Regions from separate parts of the Homo sapiens genome. Here region 2 is linked to region 1. Evidence: chromatin loops called from intact Hi-C (ENCODE). Cell type or tissue: dorsolateral prefrontal cortex. All regions are shown on one strand. Each heading gives the region's core, and the rest is flanking DNA. Links, peaks and the distances in the headings are about the cores only.

What was found. Hi-C counts contacts between places; a loop is a spot of excess contacts. Peaks named below come from ENCODE experiments on the same cell type or tissue, not always from the same donor. Only the 100,000 strongest peaks of a DNase experiment are listed, where the experiment ranks them.
Region 2: a loop joins it to region 1, with 1.8 times the contacts of the local background. A loop is called at or near these places in 2 of 110 quality-filtered maps.

Annotation. Positions count from the first base shown.
Region 1 is chr3:197,170,207-197,178,555 of GRCh38, reverse strand. All of the region lies in intron 5 of DLG1 (discs large MAGUK scaffold protein 1), which reads left to right. Among named protein-coding and RNA genes, the nearest start is that of MIR4797, 120 kb to the left of the region's middle. In dorsolateral prefrontal cortex, for the core only: no CTCF peak of the experiment used is centred there; no DNase peak of the experiment used is centred there; H3K4me3 peaks cover 162 bases; H3K27ac peaks cover 3,799 bases.
Region 2 is chr3:197,120,441-197,128,789 of GRCh38, reverse strand. All of the region lies in intron 11 of DLG1 (discs large MAGUK scaffold protein 1), which reads left to right. Among named protein-coding and RNA genes, the nearest start is that of MELTF, 95 kb to the right of the region's middle. In dorsolateral prefrontal cortex, for the core only: no CTCF peak of the experiment used is centred there; no DNase peak of the experiment used is centred there; H3K27ac peaks cover 4,046 bases.

The DNA of each region.
Region 1 (8,349 bases), core at 286-8,285:
ATCAGTATTTCTCTTTATTCCAGAGTTAATCCCTGTACATTAGACTTTTATATCTAACTTTCTACTCAGTATCTCCACTTCGGTTAAGCATCTGAAAGGTAACATATTAAAAAGAGAATTTCTAGTTTTATTGGTCTCAATCTTCTTTATTCAGTATGCCATTCACTAAGATGCTGAAGACAAAAACCCTTAAAATTATCTTTTATTCCTTTTTTCTTTGCTCCGTATCCAGTCTGATGCCAAATCCTGTTGGCTTTTTATTCAAGATATATTTATGATTTGGCCACTTTTCAACACTTCTGCAACTACTGATTCAATAATATGTTGCCTGAACTACAGCAGTAGACATCTAACTTCTCTCGTTAATATTTTTTGCTTCCTCTAAGGTAGCACCCCTTCACTCCAGACATTACTCTGTCTTCTTACCTGATTCTTTATTATACATTTTTTACTGTCTTTTTACTTGACTGTCAGCTCCATGTGGGTGGGATTTTTCTGTTATGTTTATTGTTGTATCCTCAGTTTCTGTGACAGTGGCTGGCACACTGTAGATAACCAGAAAATATTTGTTGAATGAGTGAAGAGACAGGGACATACGAACTTGTGCTAAGGAGGGCCCAAGCAGGTGTGTTTGTCTGTCTTTTCCCTTAGACTTTCTGTGAAGCGCGCATCACACTTTATTTAGCATTGTAATAGTTCTCTAACTGATGATTCTTACTTGCCCTCTGAGAAGAAATACACACAAGGAAATGAGGTAGGGAGAGAAGAGAATTCAATTTCCTCAAAACTGGGATAACTATATAACTCAGACCAAACTAGGATACTTTAATGAAAAGAGGGAATCATTAATAATTAAAGTGAGACAACAGGCATAAATACAGACTTCCCAAGTAAATAGAGGCATATGGGGTCACTCTGTTATAACCATTTATTTTCTGACTATTCCCACCAGGCAACAGGTCTGAAATTCACACCAAGACATCTCCATCTTGGACCATCCTAGATTGATTGACCTAACCGTGTTATCGGTACATACCACATTCATTTTGTCTCATGTGTAATGATAATTGTGTTTTGATAAAATATTTTTTCTTCATCTCCAAGGAATGGAATTGTTCATATTCATTAGTGTAGTGCTTTTGTACTAAAAAGTAGACTACGTATAGGGTAGGTAGACAATCTTCTTAAACTGCTTTGAAAATACTGACTCTAATTGATAGGTTATTTTCCAGAGAAATTGGTGGAAATAGTCTCCTTTGGTATTGACTCCCCAAACATTCACAGTTTGGATGGAAACGCTGTTGTACTGGCTGTGAGATGCTGACCCTTGGCAGACACATTTGTTTCTTAATTTTCTACTCAAAAGGCTACTAACTTTGCGAAATTAATATGATGACTCAGACTTGGAAATCAATTGTTCCCCCTTTGACACAAAAAATATTGTAGGATCTATTTTATGTTTCTGTTTTTCTGGAAACTTTTACAGTGCACCTACATGTACTGACTCAAAAATTGGTTCTTAAACACTGTTTCAACACATTTTTATCATTTGTACAATAAATAAAAATAAATAAAAAATAATATAAAAAATAAAAATAAAATTTATATCATTTGTTCAATAGGACACTCTAGAAAAGCATAGAGATGAAGATTAAACCAAAAGTAGTTGGTTACAATGGTTATATAAGCTTTTTTAAATTACAAAATTGACCATACGATCCAGCAGTTGTACTCCTTGGTATTTGCCCAAATGAATTGAAAGCTTACATCCACCCAAAAACCTGTACAGAGATGTTTATAACAGCTGTGTTCATAATTGCCAAAACCTAGAAGCAACCAACATATTCCTCAGTGTGTGCATGGATAAAGTGTGGTGCATTCAGACAATGGAATATCACCCAGCACTAAAAGAAATGAGCTATCAAGCCATGAAAAGACATGGAGGAACCTTAAATGAATATTACCAGGTGAAAGAAGCCAACCTGAAAAGGATACACACCCTTGTTTCCAACTAGATGACGTTCTGGAAAAGGCAAAACTATGGAAACAATAAAAAGATCAGTGGTTGCCAGGGGTTAGGTGAGAGGGATAAATAATAGAGCACAGAGGATTTTTAGGACAGTAAAGCCATTCTGTATGATACTATAATGGCGGAAACGTCATTAAACACATGTCAAAACCCATGGAATATCCAGCCCCCACAGTCAACTCTCATGTAAATTATGGACTTTGTGATGTGGCAGTGTGGGCTCATTGATTGTAACAAATGTACATTAGAAATGCAGGGGTGTTGATTATGGATAGTTTATGTGTGTGAGCAGGGGGCATATGGGAACTAAAACTGCTCTAAAAAAATATATAAAGTCTATTAAAAACTATAAAATTGGTGTCTTAATGTAGATTAGATTGGCTTAGCTTGAAGACATTTGAAATTTATGATATAAGGTCTTTATAGTTAGGAAATGTGTTTTATTCTTCTTTGTAGCTTCTGTATAGTGTCTTGATTGTTTAGATGGCGTTTCTGTCAAGGATAGATAGGCAAAAAGAAGTTTCACAGGCTATAATTTATATATTCTAAATATATTCAGAGAAGTTTTAAAGTTAACCTTTAAAATAATGTGTTAATAACAGTGCTGAAAAGTGACTGAACCATGCTTATGGGATCAGGGCAAGTCAGCCTGAGCAACATTTTTCTCCTGTATTTTCAAGTAATGTTTGTTTGCATGAGAATTGTACTTCATACCTCTTATCACGACTCTAATTCAGTAGTCATTTGGATAATGATTTTGTTTAATGTCAGCCACTAAACTGTAAGTTTCACAAGAGCTGATGCTACAGGGTGTGTGGTTTTTTCCCTTGGTATCCCCAGAGCCTCGCATGGAGAATGCACTTGATAAATATTTGTTGAATGAATAAACAGATGTTATACAGGTGTTAATTTTTATTTAATCTGCTGTTGACGAAGTGGAAGTTTGGAACTTCTAAATATTGTTGGATCACTGTAAATTTCCCAAGCCATTTTTATGTAACACTATGGCTTAAAAACTAGCAAGTCTATGTTACCAGATTTTGTAAAGTTGTGAATTTCAGAAGTAATTCAGATCCTTCTGTGAAAAAATTGTGAAGCATTTATACTCTTACATATCTGAAGAACTTAAATTTTTATCATGAAAATTTTACTTAGTATCAGTCTCTTTAAATAAATTTTCTTAAATTATTCCTTGTACTTCCTGGCACTATTATTTAGATAACATTTCCAGCCCTCCATTTTTATAGCAAAGTTTAGAATTTTGATAAAGGTAAAAATAGTTGTTCAGACTATGTAGAGAACAGTAGCCTACAGTTACCACCTTTTAAAGAAAACTTTAAACCAACTGATGTGGTAATTTTAACAGGCGTATGCAAATACAAACCAACTGGCAGTGCCACCTGGGAGCAGTGGAATTTTATAGAAGCCTATACACGCAACTTGCCCCTCCAGGCATTTATTTAAAAGATTTTCCCTCCTCACTTCGTAACAGGAGCACTTCCTATTCATTCTTTTTCCTTTAAGCCCCAATTTGGTAGCATTTCTGAACAGTATTTTCAGTATCTGTGAAATCAAAACTCTGACTTCTTGACTGGAGCAGCTTTGAAATGTGAAGAAGTTACAGCTGTGACAGAGTGGAACCAAATGATTGCTTTACAATTTGTGTTGTTTTGTTGTTCTGAGAAAAAGAATTGGGGATTATAACCTGGTGTTTAATTATTTGTTAATTTTTTTTTAACAGCCACGTTCAAGAGCAATAAACTGGCATTTAAATTAAAACAGATCCCACCCTCATTTATCTGTATATAAATCTGACTAATCTTGGTAGGATGATCTGATGTATCAAAGGGTTATAAATTTGGAAAGAAATCAGTTGGAAAGTATTTTGTAAGATAGAAAGAAAACAAACAAGATGCATATCAATATTAAGAATTAATTGCTTTAGCCAAACTAAGTACCATAGCAGGATTTTGAAGGGAGAACAAAGAAAAGAGAATAAAAATCATATCATTTTAATCACTTTTTTTCCAAACTGGAAGGCTATATTCAGTATAGAGGCAAAATTTTTTCAGTTGTAAGAGCACAGCTTTATTATATAGACTTTTTAATTAAAGATATTTTAAAGAACTGTAGGTGAAACTTGAAATTTCCATATGTATATCTTGTTTCCTTGTTTTTTAAATTGTCGCTTCCATGGTTTTTGGGGAGAGAGAATTGGCTTATTTTTATTGTAGACTAAGAATTGCAACAGAATTAAACCATTTATAGTTAGTAAAAGTTAACTTAGGTGTCTTAAAGCCATTTTCTATTTTCTTCATTGACTTATTTAGCCTTTTCTTTCTCCTTTTTTAAAAGCAGCTAAAGCAGGAGTCAGCAAGCTACAATCTGTAGGCCAAATGTAGCCTGCCACCTGTTTTTGTAAATAAATGTTTTGTTTTGTTTTTGAGACAGAGTCTCACTGTGTCGCCCAGGCTGGAGTGCAGTGGCGCGATCTCAGCCCACTGCAATTTCCACCTCCCGGGTTCAAGTGATTCTTATGCCCCAGCCTCCTAAGTAGCTGGGATTACAGATGTGCACCACCATACCTGACTGACTGGGTTTCGCCATGTTGGCCAGGCTGGTCTTGAACTACTGCCCTCATGTGATCTGCCTGCCTCGGCCTCCCAAAGTGTTGGGATTATTACAGGCATGAGCCACCATGCCTGGCTTGTAAATAAAGTTTTATTGGAACACAGCCATGCCTATTTGTGTATTGTGTATGACTACTTTTGAACTACAATAGCAGTGTTGGATAGTTGCAACAATTACTGCATGGTCCATAACGCTTCTTTTTTTGTCATTTCCAAAAATGTTTGCTAACCCCTGATCTAAGGATTGATGCAGTATGTATTTCTTTTTACAGGTAATATATATTGTCTTTGCAGTAAAATGTAGTGGTAACAATAAAGACAAAATCTCTTTTTGAACTATTTTAAAGAGATAAGTAAAGAGTACTGGGTAAGTGTACCATCTTTAGAGGATGATGACCTGGATTTAAATTTATATTCTGCCATATCGCCTGTGCCACCTTGGGCAAATTACCTCCATGCGGAGTCTGTCTCCTCATCTGTAGAAAATGGGGATGAAAGTGTTATCTTTTTCAAAATTTAATGAGAATTAAATGAGACAATATGTGCAAAGCACTTATTATAATACATTAATTACATCAGTGAGGTCATCATCATCTTTATCAACTACCCTTTTATCCACCACTACCACCGCCACCACCATCATTTTCATTTCAACAAAATATTCTGACCTTTAAATGAGGAATCTAGAGATACGGAGAAGCAACCATGTTTTAGCTAGAGGGTTGGTAACTTTAATAGGGTGCAGCCAGGGAAACAGAAACCACAGCAACTAACAATAAAAATACACTACATGGGATTGGTTAGATGAGTATTGGAGAACTGGAAAGGCAAAATGAGAATGCCAAGGTAAAATCGAGACTAACTTACAGAAGTAGCTACCTGTAGGGGAACAAAGGACCCAAGCTGAAATTAGTGGAACCTCAGAGGAAGGGCACCATGGATTTTAAATATGAGCCCTCAGTAAGAAGTTGTACTTCCTAATGCAGTTTGAATAGAAAAGCGATGAAAATATTTTAAGCAAATATGCTTGACCAAGACATGTTTATTTTCAAATGGGACATTATTAGGCAATTCATTATTGCTAGATAGAGAACAACATGAAACTGGCAATTTTTTACATTTTGAAACTTCTGTTCTAAGGTTATCAAACTGTAAAACATCTTGAACACCTTCTGATTGGTGGTGGCTGCCCAGAAACACAGAAATAACCTTTTAGCAATGTCTACTATGTATATTGCATGAAAGTGGGTAGGGGAAGGAAGACTGTACCTACCCAATCTATTGCCCAAGTCATTTTAGAGTGCTGATTAAGTTGATTTCTTTTGACAGTCGCATGGTTTTATTCATTCAACAAATATATATTAAATACTTCCTGTGTGCACTTTTCTAGGCACTGGGCATATAGGAGTGAACAGAACAGAAATCTGCTCTAAGTAGAAGAAGACAGATAATAAATATAATTATCCAAAATGCAGTCACATGTCAGTTAATGGGAATACGGTGTATATTTATTTTTGTATATAATTATACAGAAGATAAAAAGTATAGTATAATAAATATACAAACCAGTAAAATAGTTGTTAATTATCATTCTGAAGTATTATATACCGTACATAATTATATGTATTATACTTCTGTACAACTGGCAGTGAGGTATATTTGTTTACGCCAGCGTCACCACAAATGTAATACATTATACTGCAGCATTACAATGGCTATGACATCACTAGGCAGTAGAAATTTTTCAGCTCCATTATAATTTTATACATGTGGACCATCATTAACCAAAATGTTGATATGTGACGTATGAGTGTATATGGTATTCTGGAGGAAAAATAAAGGAAAGAAACAATAGAAAATGTGTGTATTTGTGTGGGGGAAATAGAAGAAGGCAACTTGAGAGAGTGATAACAGGGACCTGAATCCTTACAGACTTGTAGAGGGTGAATAATACAAGGCAAATCTGATTACTGGGAAGCATTAAGGGCCCATTTTAGGTTATTAGTCATGAAGTCTGTGGTTTTGCTTATTTCTCTAGCCACATTCTGATAAAAATCAGGTAAAAAAGCACATTATTGCATTTGGTAATTTTATCCCCATTTGTCAATTATGTAACCATATATTGAAGTTTTAGTGTCTGTTTACTTTGAAATGTTTCGTGTTTGGCTCATCCTTTACTAGGACAAGATTGTCATCTGAATGCTGATAGAATACTGTCTTTTCATAATGGAGGGATGAGAAACCTTAACTGAATATTGTGAGTCTCACAGGTAGAGATAGATTCATGAACTAGATGATCTGTCTGTGTGAACTAACACACTTGTACTCATGTTTCTGTAATGGAATTAATTGCTAGATCTGTTTTCCTATTTACCTTGTTTTGTTTTAAATTTAATGATTTTAATACCCTTAGTGATTTGTTTAAAAATGTGTTTAGTTTTATAATTGTTTGCTTGTGAGATAGTTATGACATGGAAGTCATATGAAGCTGGTTCAAATAACATATTGTTGGTTTTTTACTATACCGGCTTATGTGAAAGATACCTGTTTGCAGTGACAGGACCAAAGGACATTTGAATAAAAAAACAGATTTAAACCATAAAAATCAGCTTTTTCTGAAGGTACTGGGCCCCCGTTGAGTACAGTGATTCCTAAGCAGAGTTTTTATAAATCTACTGTGCTATATTTTATCCTTCTATAAACATTCAAAAGGCTTGCAGTTTTTTTTAGTTTCTCTCTTACTTTTAAATAGCTTCTTTGACATTTAATCAGAGAAACATGCCACATTACAGCATAATACATCTTTAAACAAAGAACCAAAGAACTTAGATTAGGAATATTAATTATGCCATACAAAACCAAAATAAGATCCTTACTAACCCACAGTGACACGACAGTTGATACTTTTCCTTGCCATCTAAGATATTGGTACCAAAAGATTTGCTAATTCATATATCTCATTTTCTCTAAAAATATGGAAGTGTGCATACAAAAATTAACTCAAGATAGATTAAAGACTTAAATGTGAAACCCAAAGCTATAAGACAACCTAAGAAGACAACCTAGGCAGTACCATTCTGGATATAGGAACAGGCAAAGGGTTCATCATGAAGACACCATGCAATTGCAACAAAAGCAAACATTGACAAGTGGGATCTAATTAAAGAGCTTCTGCACAGCAAAGGAAGCTGTCAACAGAGTGAACAGATAACCTACAGAATGGAAGAAAATTTTTGCAAACTGTGCATCTGAAAAAGGTCTAATATCCGGCGTCTATAAGGAACTTCAAGAAATTTACAAGAGAAAAACAGTCCTATTAAAAGAGAGTAAAGGACGTAAACAGACACTGTTCAAAAGTGGCCAACAGTCATGAAAAAGAGCTTAGCGTCACTGATCATTAGAGAAATGCAAATCAAAGCCACGAGATACCATCTCACACCATTCAGAATGGCTACTTTAAAAAAAATCAAAACAAGAGATGCTGGCAAGTTTGTGGAGAAAAAGGAACACTTATACACTGTTGATGAGAGTGTAAATTAGTTCAACCATTATGGAAGACAATGTGGTGGTTCCTCAGAGACCTAAAAACAGAAATACAATTCAACCCAGCAATCCTATTACTGGGTGTATACTCAAAGGAATATAAATTGTTCTGTTATAAAGACATGAACGCTTAGGTTCATTGCAGCA
Region 2 (8,349 bases), core at 318-8,317, 50 kb after region 1:
AAGAGCTATGATGGCAGTGTGCAGGGAGACTGATGTTGTTTTGATGCTTACTAACTTGTCATCCACTCTGTAGTCCATGGATCAAGGAATAATTTTGACTTTCAAGTCTTACTATTTAAGAAATACATTTTATAAAGCTATAGCTGTCATAGGTAGTGATTCCGCTGATGGATCTGGGCAAAGTAAATTGAAAACCTTCTGCAAAGGATTCACCAGTCTAGATGCCTTTAAGGACATTCATGATTCATGGGAGGAGGTCACAATATCAGCATTAACAGGAGTTTCAAAGATGTTGATTCCAGCCCTCTTGGATGACTTGGAACAGGTCAAAACTTTAGTGGCAGAAGTTACTGCAAATTGGTAGAAATAATAAGAGAACTAGAATTAGAAGTGGAGCCTGAAGATGTGACTGAATTGCTGCAACCTCATGATAAAACTTTAACAACTAAGGAGTTGCTTCTTATAGATAATCAAAGAAAGTGGTTTCTTGAGATGGAATCTAATCCTGGTAGGTGAAGATGATGTGAACATTATCGAAACGGCAACAAAGGATTTTGGGATATTACATAAACTTAGTTGATAAAGCAGCAGTAGGGTTTAAGAGAATTCACTTCAGTTTTGAAAGAAGTTCTACTGTGGGTAAAATGCTAACAAACCAGCATCACATGCTTCAGGGAAATCTTTTGTAAAAGAACGAGTCAGTGGATATGGCCAACTGCATTTTTGTCTTATTTTAAGAAATTAACACAGGCACCCCACCCTTCAGCAACTACCACCCTCAGTATCAAGGCTATCATTATTAAGGCAAGATGCTCCACCAGCAAAAACATTATAACTTGCTGAAGGCTGAGATGATTGCTAGCGGTTTTTTTTTAGCAATAAAGTATTTTTAAATTAAGGCCTGTACATTGTATTTTTAGACATAATGCTATTCCTTACTTAATATAGTGTAAACATAACTTGTACATGCACTGGGAAACCAAAAAATTTATAATGACAGGCTTTATTGCAATATTCGCTTTATTGCTGTGGTATGGAACTGTAATATCTCTGAGGTATGTCTGTAATTCTGAGGTTTCTGGTGCTGCTAGTTCATGGCCTGCACTTTGAGAAACACTGATTTACAATATATCTAAAATTAAAGGGATTTTCTTTGCTCTTAGGTACATGAGGAGAGATACTATTTATCTTTGTACTTTCAGGTTCTAGTGCTTATATTTGTATGCAGTTCAGTTGTGTTGCAGTTGATTAAATTGTTCTTAAAGTACTTACGTATTTTTAGGTTTCTTACTTTATATATATATATATATATATATATATATATATATATATTTTTTTTTTTTTTTTTTTTTTTTTTTTTTTTTTTGGAGACAGAATCTCGCTCTGTTGCCCAGGCTGGAGTGCAGTGGTGCAATCTCAGCTCACTGCAACCTCCGCCTCCCAGGTTCAAGCGATCCTCCTGCCTCAGCCCCCCTAGTAGCAGGGATTACAGGCTTGCGACACCATGACTGGCTAACTTTTGTATTTTTAGTAGAGACGGGGTTTCGCCATGTTGGCCAGGCTGGTCTCAAACTCCTGGCCTCAGGTGATCCACCTGCCTCGGCCTCTCAAAGTGCTGGGATTACAGGCGTGAGCCACCGCACCTGGCCATTTTATATTCAGTTTTTTAAATATATAAGCTGAGAAGAGATTTAAGTATATTTTTTAATGTGTTTGTATTGGTGGAAAAATGAAATCTGTATTTGTTCTTTGCATTGAGTTAATGTTTGAAGAACCCGTAAATAATAAAGATCTTAAACGTACTGGGTATAACCTGCTTTTGAGTGCTCCTTTTTTAAATTGTAGAATTTTAGAAATATTGGTGATTTTTAAAGTAACAGTGCTTCCAATTTTAGAACTGTCAAGATTCATTATATTACTAATCATTATCAGTTAAAAACATGACATTTTGAAATCTACATACTGCCCTCCAGTAATGTATCTTCATTATCTGCTCATTGATTTATTAATTGCTCAAGTATAATTGAATTATTTCCTTAATAGTATTTAACCTGTCTGATGTACAGGGATGGTGTCTTATACTTCTTTTGTGTCAAAGAAAAGAACCTTGCTACTTATTTGAAATTCTTACATATACTTCCTCTAGCACATAAACTTTATATAAAGGCTTTGTGTATTTTTTAAATAATGAGCCATTTTATTCATCAATTCAAGTATCTTATTTTAAATGCTGCCTATCTAATAACCATGTGCACATTGTGACAGTTGTTCCACGAATTGAGTATTAGTGCCCTGATTATGATTATGTTGTTTTTTTTTTTTAAGATGGAGTTTCGCTCTTGTTGCCCAGGCTGGAGTGCAGTGGCGTGATCTCGGATCACCACAACCTCTGCCTCCCAGATTCAAGCCATTCTCTTGCCTCAGTAGCTGGGATTACAGGCATGCGCCACCACGCCCTGCTAATTTTGTATTTTTAGTAGAGACGGGGTTTCTCCATGTTTGGTCAGGCTGGTCTCGAACTCCCGACCTCAGATGATCCACCCACTTCGGCCTCCCAAAGCGCTGGGATTATAGGCATGAGCCACCGAGCCCAGCTGATTATGTTACTTTTTCCCCCATCTGTTATTGAACTAATAAAGCATTATGAAAAAGCTGACATTCACCTTGCAGTTTCAACTTGATCATAATATTTTGCTTCCAGTCCCTTCCCTTCTTAGGCAACTGTAGATGTGGGTTTCGTTGTACACTTCTGCATATGCAATTCATAAACAATCTGTTTGTGTTTTTTGAAAAGCACTTGTGTTTAAATTTTTTTTACATAAGTGAGTTTTACTTGTCAGTTCTTCTGAAGCCTGCACAGTCACCCTGCTGTCAGGCTATTCAGCTTACTCTCTATCCCTGGCTGTGGTGATCTGGTGTTCTCTTCATCAGTCTGGCTGTAGTCACTGAAGACTTTAGTGCGAAGGCCCATTGTCGTTTTGCCACTGTTACTCATGCTGTCATTCCTGGTCATGTCCAAAAACCACACTAATGATTCATCCAACACCCTGACTTTTTGGTTTCTTCATCTCTTTCTGACTATCCTGCCCTCCACTTCAACTCAGTTACTTGCTTCTAAGATAATACTTTAGATTTTGTTATCTATAATTATTAACTTTCATCACCTCTAAAATACCAGTTTGATCATCCCATTGTGTGACTACAACCCTCAGTTCATTCACCTCTATTCTAGCAATTCCATCTCATTTTGACCTTCAGTCATTTGACATTATTATTTTGTTGCCCCTTGTCTCAATTTTTCTATTTGTATTAGCTTAGATTCCATGGTTTCTCATGTTCACTTCATTGCACATCTTCAAGTCCTTTGCCCCCTTCTTCTTCGCAGCAGAATCCCCCAACACTGGTGCAGGCAAACTCTGCTATTTCATTTATGGTTCCTAAAAAGCAGAACCATGGAGAAAAGCACAAAATTCTGCTTTTTACGTATGGCCATAAATCATAGATAGTGCCTTACTCTTGCCTGCAGTCCTACTACATTTCCCTAATTCACTCTCCCACTCTAAAGAATTTTTCTCTCCCCTCAAACCTTCACTTGCCATCTACTATTCATGAATGATGATCTCACTTCATATTTCATATAAGCACCCAGAAGAGAATTTCCTTATTTTTCCACTTTCAGATATACCTATGTAATTATATTTTTACCCCGAAACTCGACTTTCACTTGTGTTTTAATGGGAGTCACTGTCATTGTTCCTGTTGAAAACCAGGTCTTCCATTTGTATACTGAATGTCATTGTTTGTTGTCTGCAGAGAATCTTGTTCTTGCAGCTGTCCCTTCTCTCTCTTGCATAATCAAATCCTCTGTCTACTGGATCATTACCATCAGCACACGAACATGTTTACATACTCCTTATCTGAAGGAAATAGGAGGGATCGTCCTACAGTCTTAAGATACCTCTCTAACACTGCTCCTTTTCTCTGCTTAATATCACCGAGAGCTGATTTTCCTACCATGTTAAGACTTCTTCACATCAAAAAGGAAAAAAGCCAGGCACAATGGTGCGTGCCTGTGGTCCCAATTATTTGGCAGGCTGAGGCAGGAGGGTTGTTTGAACCCAGGAGTTTGGGGGTTATAGTGCACTATTATTGCACCTGTGTCTGGCCACTGCACTCCAGCCTGGGCAACATAATGAGACCCATCTCTTAAAAAAGAGACCAGGCACGGTGGCTCACGCCTGTAATCCCAGCACTTTGTGAGGCCGAGGCGGGCGGAGCATGAGGTCAGCAGATCAAGACCATCCTGGCTAACCCAGTGAAACCCCATCTCTACTAAAACTACAAAAAATTACCCGGGCATGGTGGCAAGTGCCTGCAGTCCCCACTACTCGGGAGGCTAAGGCAGGAGAATTGCTTGAACCCAGGAGGCGGAGTTTGCAGTGAGCTGAGATCGCGCCACTGTAGTCCAGCCTGGGCGACAAAGCAAGACTCTGTAAGAAAAATAAAAAAACATACCCAGTAAAGAAATGGGGAAAGTCTATAAAAAGATTCTTTTACCTGAGACAGGATCTCACTCAGCTGCTCAGGCTGCAGTGGAGTGACACGATGATAGTTCCTTGTAGCCTTGAATTCCTGGGCTCAGGCCATCCTCCCACATCAGCCTTCCAAGTGTCTAGGATAGCATGCCCAGCTAATTTTTAAAATTGTTTTGTAGAGATGGGGTCTCACTATGTTGCCTAAGCTCCTAACCTCAAGTGATCCTGCCTCAGTGCCCCCAAAGTGTTGGGATTGCAGATAGGAGCCACTGCACCTGACCTCTTTATTTAATTTTTAATTGAATTAAAACATATATTCAGTAAGGGTACCAATTTTAAGAATTTAGCTTAATGATCAGTCACATGGCTTTTTAAAACTGCTATGTATTATTCCATTGTATAAGTGTACAACAATTTTTTTCATTTTACTGTTGAGTCACTTACAGTTCTGATCTTTTATGAGTGTAGCTGCTGTGGATGTTTTTGCACATCCTTGTCAGACATAAGCAGTCATTTCTCATGGAGTGAGGTTGCTGTGTTACAGGGTAGGCATATGTTTAGTCTCCAGCGGATACTGCTGAACAATTTCAACAGTATAGGAGGCAATTAAGACCCCAGTTTTTCTACATCCTCACCAACCCTTGGTATTATCCATCTTTTTAATTATGAATAGTATGTATATGTATAAAGTTATCTCATGATTTTAATGATTATTATTTATTCATTTATTGCTGGTTGTTCCTGATGATTAATTATTTTCAGCATTTTTGCCTGTGCTTATTGCTTTGACTCTTGTTCAATGCAATGTCTGTTCAAATCTTTTTACATTTTTCCATTGGTTTTATTATTGATTTAAAGGAAGTTTTATGTATTTGAGAAATAACTCTAATCAGTTACATCTGTTGCAGATGTCTTCACTGAGTTTATGTTTTCCCTCAAAACAATGGTACTTTTTGATGGATAAAATTTTTTAATTCCTTATCAGTCTTTTCTATTAAGGTAGTGCTTTTAGTGACCTGTTGAAATTTTTCCTATCCTTAGGTCATAAGGGACTTGTAGGAGCTTTATTATTTTGCCTTTCACATTTAGGTCCGATCCATTTTGATCTAATTTTTGCATGTAATGAGAGATTTTTTAATATGCAGATATATAATTGATCTAGCATCATTTATTGAAAGACCATTTCTGCCACTGAATTGCATTGGTGCTTTTCTTTTAAGTGACCACATATATATGAACCTATTTCTAGGCTCTTCTGTTTCATTGAACTATTTGTCTTTGTACCACCTGCAGTCTCTTAATTATCATAATTTTATAATAAATATTGATGTAAAGTAAATCTTAATTTTGTTACTGTTCAAGATTATGTTGGGTCTTTGAATTTCCTTTTTAATTTTAGGATCAAAAACATTACAGATCGGTTTAGGAAGAATTAAATTGAGTTTCTTAATCAGTCCATTAATATGAATATCTCTTCTTTTATTGAAGTCCTTCTTACATTCTCTCTGCAGTGTTGTATAGTAGAGGTTTTATATGTTAGATTTAGTCCTGGCTATTTGATGTTTTTCATGCTATTATAAATGTACTACTTTGTAAATGTTTCTAATTTTAACTGATATATAGGAAATATCTGTTTTGTATATTAATTGCTTAGTCAACAATCTTGCTAAATTTGTTAATGTTAGGTTTTATAGGTCTTTCAGATCGTCTACGTATATAACCATGTCATCTGTGAACAATGAATTTTACTTCCTTCTTTCCTATCTTTATACTGTTCATTTTCTTTTTTCTTGTCTGATGCATTGGTAAGACCTCCAGTTCAGTGTTGAACAGAAATGGTGATAATAAATATCACTGTCATGTTCACAAACTGGGGGACACAGTATTTCACCATTGTATATGGTGTTACCAGCAGGTCTTCTGTAGATACCCTTTTTGTATTAAGAAAGTTAATCTTTATTCCTGGTTTATGGGGAGTTTTTATCCTGTAAGTATTGAATTTTATCCAATTATTTATGGAGATGATTTTTCTCTTTTATTTTGTTAACGTGATAAATTACATTGATTTTCTAACGCTAAACCATTCATTTGTGGGGGGAAAAAACCCACATCCTTATAATATATATTATATATCATTGATTTTGAACTGCTTATATTTTGTTTAGGTTTACATCTGTGTTCACAAGCATGAACTTAACGATAGTGTCCTGAAATTTTTCTGTCTTGTAATGTTTCAGAATGTTATTTCATCTCTAGATGTTTTGTTGAATTTTCCAATGAAGCTATCTATCTGTCTGGCCCTGGAGTTTTCTTGGGAAGGATTTTAGTTCTGAATGCATTTTCCTTAGCAGACACAAGAATGTTCAGATTTTCTTTCTCTTGTTACCTAAGAGGACTAGATAACATTTGATTTTTTTTTTTTTTTTTTTTTGTGGTGATTGTCAAGCATTGATGGAGGGGATGTTTCTCACAGAGGCAGCCTTGCAAGTGAGCAGATGTCAAAATTGGAAAACAATTTTTGTACTAGTTAGAAAAATATTTTTAGCAAGAATAGTAAAAGAAATAGGGAAGATCATAGAAGTTATACATGAACTATAGAAGATAAAGAGCCACAATGTTTATAACCAAAATAAGGTAGTCAAAATATGATACTCAGGAATAAAAGTAGGAAAAAAAAGAAGTCTGTTGAATCTAACAGAGAATACAGTTTCTCTGCCGACATTAAAATGTTCCTGTTTTTTACAGTATATATTTTCTCGCTTTTAACTTATATTCTCTTTAGCTGCATGGCCTTGCTACTTCTGATTTGGACACCAGTCTTTTCCCATTCTCACTTCAAGCTCTTCTACTTGCTTTTCTATAAAATCTTATAGTGTTGAATCATTCATCTTAATATATAAGAAAAATGAATTAGGCACTCTTGTGCTTCTCTGGGGGACCTTTTTACATAAGATTTGGGGTATAAGAAATAGTACTGTTTTATCTGATCCTTCTTTGAGGCCGTCATTTCTTTCATAGGAACATTAATTTTTAGTCTCTGTTGTCTGAGAGTATGTGGTACATGTGAGATTAACTGCCCCAGAAAGGATGCATTGACTAAAGGGATAGTCTGGATGTGTCAGGGAAAATGTATATTTTCTGGTTTGGGCATTTGACTGGATTTCTTGTCTAGTTGTTTTTTTTGTTTCATCTAAATATGAAAATGCAGCAAAAGAATTTAAGAGTCAAAAATCAGTAAACTCTGGATTTTTAACAGGCTAGTGATTGTAGAGGTTCACGTGGGTATCTATTGATTGAGGGCTACATACCAATTCACTTGAAAATCCCATATTCTTACTGACCACCCAGGAAAGACTTTGGACTTTCAAAGTTAAGAGCCATTGGTAGAAAGTCCTTTGGCTCAAATACAAACGAGCATCTTATATATGAACTGGATAGGAAACAATTGCTGTTGGATACTGCAAACCTGTAATATCAATAGATACACTGCATCTCTAAAATACTATCGTTTCAGTCATTTCCTGTTGTCTTTCATCCAGTTCACTTTATTCCTTTATGTTACCTATCTGGCCACTATAGTAATTTGAACTAATAATTCCTGCATTTTTGTACTCCAGTGCGTAGTATGCTGCTTCCCTCCATAGAAGATATGCTCTAATTTAATAAAAAAGAGATTAATGCTTGATAATTAAATAATACAGCTACTTTTGAAGTGCTTTGTAACTTTATCATAGTTGAAGCCTCAAGAAAGTTAAATATTGCTTCCTCTGTGTTTTGGTAATGATTGGAATAATTCAAGTGTCTTATGTCTTTG